Regions from separate parts of the Homo sapiens genome. Here region 1 is linked to region 2. The links are chromatin loops, found by intact Hi-C in ENCODE. Cell type or tissue: A673. All regions are shown on one strand. Links, peaks and the distances in the headings refer to the core of each region. The heading gives the core; the rest is flanking DNA.

Region 1 (2,929 bases), core at 321-2,820, 540 kb after region 2:
ATGCTGGAGAAGGTGGTTGGAAAACCAACTAGGACAGAGGAAGCTGAGCTCTTGGTGCCCCCCACTCCCTCTTTTATCCTCTTTATGACATTGTTCGCAATGACTGTCTAGTTTAGATATGACGAGACCAGCGCCTCCCTTGAAATGGAAACAGAGGACTGGATAAAGAAGAAAAAAGCACTTTGTAGTCTGCATCGTCCATCTTTAATTCAGAGACGCATCTCTACTCCAGGGAGCTCTGCCTTTGATCTCTTTGATTTTTTTATGCCAGATCTGTTATGGACTAAAATTCCTAGGTTTTCCATAGAAACATCTCCATTCCTTTGGGATATTGATGTTTTCTTCTTCCTGGGGGTTATGATATGGTAAATCAGATTCAGAAAAGGGACAATGCCAGCATTCATGGGCCTGGAGTGGGGTTTCTCTTGGCCTTCTCCCTCCCTCTCTCTCATATTCTCTCTTAGTCCCTCTCATTCATACAAATATTTCCTCCCTCCCTCTCTCTCTTTTTCTCCTCTCCTACTTTCCCTCCCCCCTCCTTCCTCCTTTCCTCCTCCTTTCTTTCCCTGCCTCATTTTCTCTCCGTTGTTCTCGGGGGAACCAAAATAGGGGTTGAGATTCTGGTCTCTACAAGCCTTTCAAGCGCCTTCAACTTTGGCGGCGGCAGCAGCAGGTTGCGTTGCCATGGATACTGTACTGTATGGCTGTGGCGGCGGCCACGGCGGCCGCAGCTCGAATCCCCTAAACAATGCCGAGCCAAGTGCAGGTTTCTCGCCCTTTTCCGTGCACTTTTCTCTTCTAATGGGGCTAGTGGCCTCAAATGGGAGATGCATCTTGACACGAAAACAATCCCTACCCCTCCTCTTCTCCCCCCCACCCCCGCTTTTCCTTCCTCCCTCCACGTCTTTGATCTATTAAAAATCAAAAGAACAAAGTCACAGAGGAAAGTTGAGTTTTGTTGTGACTGCCACTGCACAAAATGGAGCTCTTCAAACAGAGTGTGGTGGAACCGAGGTCTGACAATGCTGATCCAGGATTGGTTGTAGCTACAGGTCAAACTGGACAGCTCTATACAAGAGGACACAAATTATAACCAGGCCCGCCAAGGAGCAGCAAGCCTCTCCATCCCAAACTAACTATAGCTGGGAAATTCTGATAGCCAGAAATGCCTCCAGTCAGGCTCCAAGTGCAACGTGAGTGAGGGCTCTGAAGAGGCCCCCAGGTGAGGAGCCACAAGGACCCAGAGCTAGAATATCTGCTCAGTCTTAAATCATTTTACAGAGCCTGTGCGTGGCATTAGACCCCACCCAGATCTAGACAAGCTACAGCTTCCTCCACAGTGCTTGGCGCACAGCAGGTGTTCAATAAATAATCGCTGGTGGTTGTTGCTTCTGCACTGCCAAACCCTCCGCTAGGGGGCGCGAGAGGAGGTTTACCCAGAGAGAAGGGAGTGGGTAGACACTACAACTCCAGAAACAACAGCCACACTGTACCATAAAGGATGGTTAGATGGCTGGAAAAATAATGCCAAAGCAAACAGATACTGAATTCAACTTTTCTTTTCCAAAGGGACAGTAACATTAATATTATCATTATGGTCAGATGTCATTTGCCACAACTTATTGCTAGTGAGACCAACACTGAGCCGAAACATACATGAGCCATTTTCTCAGAACTAAGATCACTGTAAGATCCTCAACCTTCAGATGCTCAGAGCATTTCTTTAGATAATGTATTCAGCACCCACTACTTAAAAATAGTATCAATCATTATTGAACTGGTTGTGTCTGTGTCTACTATGCAGATCACATATTTATAGATTCATTTTGTCACATTGAATATTCTATTTAGACAACAAAAAAAAAACACAAGTAGATTTGAATTACATTCATTTTTATTTTAAGTCAATGGGAAATATGGATACTGCATACTTCAAAAATTTACTCAGTTTGGATTCGACATTTAGTATCCAATTTTTCGGCTACTTTTTCTATATTAAAAATAACCTTGGCAAAAGCTTCTATTCGAAATAAAATAAAAAATACAAAAAGGGATTGTAAAGTAAGAGAAAGAAAAGCAAACTCAACTTGAAAACCTTTCAATTCTGAACAACTGGATTGTATAGTGTAAAGCCTATCCCAACATTTTCTCAAGGAACTGGTGTGCTGATGATCCCCCAAACATTTTAATAATGTCCATAAACTTCAGAGGCTGAAGGACAGCAAGCAAAATGTGCTAACAAATGATAGACATTTGGCAAGATAAAATTTAAATATTTTTGTTTTTAAACCAGGAGAAAAACTATGAATTACCAGAAAATTCTAGTCATTTCTAAAACAAAATTGTAGAAGAGACATGTTAATGTAACTGTGTTTTTTTCTAAGCCATGTTTGAACAGTGTAATTATTTGTGATGTACAAAGAAAGGAGGAAAAAAATTAGAATGCAGAATTGTTGCTAGGGATTTGCAAACATCATGGAAAAAGTAGTACAAACCCTTGCCAAGATCCCAGAACTCTAATCTCTGGATCCTGATCTCCAAAGGAAGGCTAGAAAATTCTGCCTTGGCCTAAAAGTCTTGAGAAAATGAGATTGAAAACTGTTGATAAAATCAGCTGGGAGAAAAATATATAAATGTTCTTGGCCCAAGTGACCAGGATTAGTATTTAAAATTTATGTTGTTAAGTAAATTCAAATACAAAATCAAAGAAAACTTTTGTCTAGCAACATGACTGCTTATGGTATGTGTTCTCTTACTGGTTAAATGTACCATAGACATATCCACACGCACACACACAAGAAAGTTCCAGTTTGAAGAACTTGACCTTTTCTCTCTTATGTATTTTTTCCTTCATTTATTTACCTTTGCAGTTCCAAATAAATTTAGAAAACTACTCCCTAGACAATTGATAAGGCAGAATGTTAACTGG
Region 2 (2,929 bases), core at 265-2,764:
TACTATAGGCACAGAGGCATGGCTGCCTCGTCCTTTATTCTGTAAACATCGAGTCTTCAAATTCCATCTATATCAGCAAATGGTCAGTTTATCTCTTTCCATTCAAAATTCCTAAATTGTTTTCAGCTCTTTTACAAAATCTCTCTCAGTATGAAGTCTTGTCTGGATTTTTTTTAAAAAAAGTTTTGGATTTAATTTGGGGATCTTTTAGAAAAACAATAACGTGAGGTTTTAACTGAAGGAGAAGTTTGAATTAAATATTCTAATTTAAAGTAAGTTAAAATAAATATGTTATTGTGTTTCAATTCCATTGAATTATTGGTCTCAGATGTTCCAGAGTACAAAACGTATTTCAGGCCTGAGGCTATTTTTACACACACACACACACACACACACACACACACACACACACACACACTTAAAACATTCAGTTGAATAAAATAACATTGAAAAGACTTTTCATATTATAGGCCAGATAGCTTATCTAAATTTTCCTCTATTTAAAATAATTAATTACTGAATTAAACTTCATATTTTAGCAAAATGTCATTTATATATAAATAAATCATAAAATATACTTTTCATGAAGTTTTATTGAAATAAAATAATTCTGTCATAGCAATTACCTATAATTTCAAATATATTATATTTTAGTTAATGTTAATGAAAAGTAAAATTAGGTTGTTACCCATCAACTCTTTTAACTCAAATCAGGAATTTTAAATAACTAAGCTTGAATATTTTAAGCACAAACTCATTCATATCAATCAGACATAATTTTTATTTTGCCTTTTTGAGAAATGATCTAAATAATCATTTAGGAAAGAAGATTATAATTAAAACAGTATGCAATTTAATGTTAATCAGAAATTATATGATGTACAGTATCAGGTAAAAATATTCAAATGTCTTCCAAATAACAGAAGTAAAACTGAGAACAGTCTTTTAATAAAGGCTATTTTGCCTGGTAGGAAAAGATTGTTAGTTGTAAAAAGAAACCTTTTAAACTAATATGATGAGGTACATGTAAAAATTAATATTATGCTCTGATGTTCTCTCTAGTGAGTAGCCTAGGTTGATTTATTCATTTAGGTAATTGTGTTCAGCAATATTAGTAATTCACTGTTAAATTGAATTTGGAGAACGAACAATAAATTGAAACTGCAGTGATATTTCTTTCTTACTGTGTAACAAACAGATGTATTGATGTAAGTTCTGAGTGTACTACATAAGTTAAATTCCCTAGACTGTAATTTGATCAAAAGGCTTTAGACATTTACTTGAGCTATATTAGGCGGCTGCCATTGGATGGCAGTAAAATTCTACATCAATCACTTTAAGCAAAGTGAAGCTGGGAAAATAATGGGACTTTTCTTTTATTATTTAACAGCAGAATGCTGATTTAAAAGGCAAAGCTCAGGGGGTTGCATATATTGTGGCAATACCAACTAATTTTTTTTTAACTGTTTTGTTTTCTTCTCTGCTCTATTTAAAGGGAGATGCAATTTTAGAAAAATAATGCATAGTATTTTGTCACAGCAAGAGATGTTTTTGCTTTTCTTTTATGTAATAAAAATTTTCATTTTTTTATTTTTAAAAATAAGTCAATAAAGGGATATTAACAAATTATATATGATTTAAACCTTTGCACAGTATTAATGCCTAAGTCTTCTTTTTGTTTTCTTCTGATTGTAAAGCCCATGTGCATTTTGTTCCGGGTTTAAAGGCTGATTTATATAAAGAGCTGTAAATATTATAATGTCTAATTTTATTGAAACAATTTGAATAGAGAACAAAAATATGAAATCACACAGGAAATGTTGCTAACGATGATATTGCAGAAGAGAGTGTTCCTTCTCAGGAGGCCTTAAATTCTGTGCTTGTACACCACTGAAAGTAGTCAGTATTTTGCCCCTGAGATATGAAAGACAATATTGAATATTTCTGATCTTATGTTAATTTATGGTTACTCACGAACGATTCACAGGGAGGTACAGTCTGAAAGAAAATCTTTGTCATCTTAAACCTGTTGTGTTTATCACACAAAACTAACAGGAATAAATAGCACAGAGAACAAATAAAATGAGATATGTCCTAAATGCTATCTCACATAAGGAAATATATGTTCTTATGTCTCTTCTCACTCATTTAGAATTTTATTTGGTTAGAAGTTGGTAACATCAATTACAATTTATTTGGCAATAAAACGAACCAATTGTTTTCAGAAAATATTCAGGATGGTCTGACACAATCTGAGGGCGATTAATCAGGATTTCCTGGGATCAAACCACAGACTTTTCTGCTATTTATCTTTTCCCTCACTTTATGTTTAAAGTCTATTAAAAGTTTATAGTCTTCCAAAGATCATATTAGGCATTAAAATTCAGGCATCTCATTCCTGCCGCAAAGATTGTTAGAAGAAAAGAAAATAAATGGGTTATCATGAATCCATTCTCATCATGAAGAGTGTAAAAAGCATGCACAGTGGAACAATATTCATTTATTTTTACGACAATGCTCGAGAAGAGAAAAAAAGGAAGTGAAATAAACTTAGAGATATGTAGTATTATTACTTCCAGGCACAGGGAGTTAGAAAGGCTGGAATGAAATGCCTTAGTATGCAGAAAAGGGCATATTTAACTGTGTGTGTGTGTGTGTGTTGTAGGATGCCATTTTTTCAGGCTTTGGTTTATTCAGTTACTGAACATTTCTGATGCAAAAATTTGATTTAACATCTATTTAACTATTTGACAGTATTTTTAAAAGTTTATTTTATTGAATTTTTATGAGAATAAAGAATACATTTGCATGGTTTTTTACACTTGCCGTTCCCCAACATAACCTAGTGGAAATATACATATGTATATAAGCGAACCTCAAATATTTATACCTACAGAGTTTTAAAAGAAAAATATAATCAATTAAATAT

What was found. Hi-C counts contacts between places; a loop is a spot of excess contacts. Peaks named below come from ENCODE experiments on the same cell type or tissue, not always from the same donor. Only the 100,000 strongest peaks of a DNase experiment are listed, where the experiment ranks them.
Region 1: it touches region 2 in a loop (2.3-fold over the local background); 1 of 110 quality-filtered maps calls a loop at or near these places.

The regions. Positions count from the first base shown.
Region 1 is chr3:147,360,605-147,363,533 of GRCh38, forward strand. It overlaps LOC124909494 (leucine-rich repeat extensin-like protein 5), which reads right to left. Exons shown (of 2, transcript XM_047449442.1): 2 at 2,062-2,929. Among named protein-coding and RNA genes, the nearest start is that of ZIC4-AS1, 25 kb to the right of the region's middle. In A673, for the core only: a CTCF peak has its summit at 1,400 (motif pointing right); DNase peaks (open chromatin) are centred at 687 and 1,397; H3K27me3 peaks cover 2,032 bases.
Region 2 is chr3:146,816,602-146,819,530 of GRCh38, forward strand. No RefSeq gene overlaps it. Among named protein-coding and RNA genes, the nearest start is that of LINC02010, 100 kb to the right of the region's middle. In A673, for the core only: a CTCF peak has its summit at 1,284 (motif pointing right); DNase peaks (open chromatin) are centred at 1,320 and 2,490; H3K27ac peaks cover 793 bases.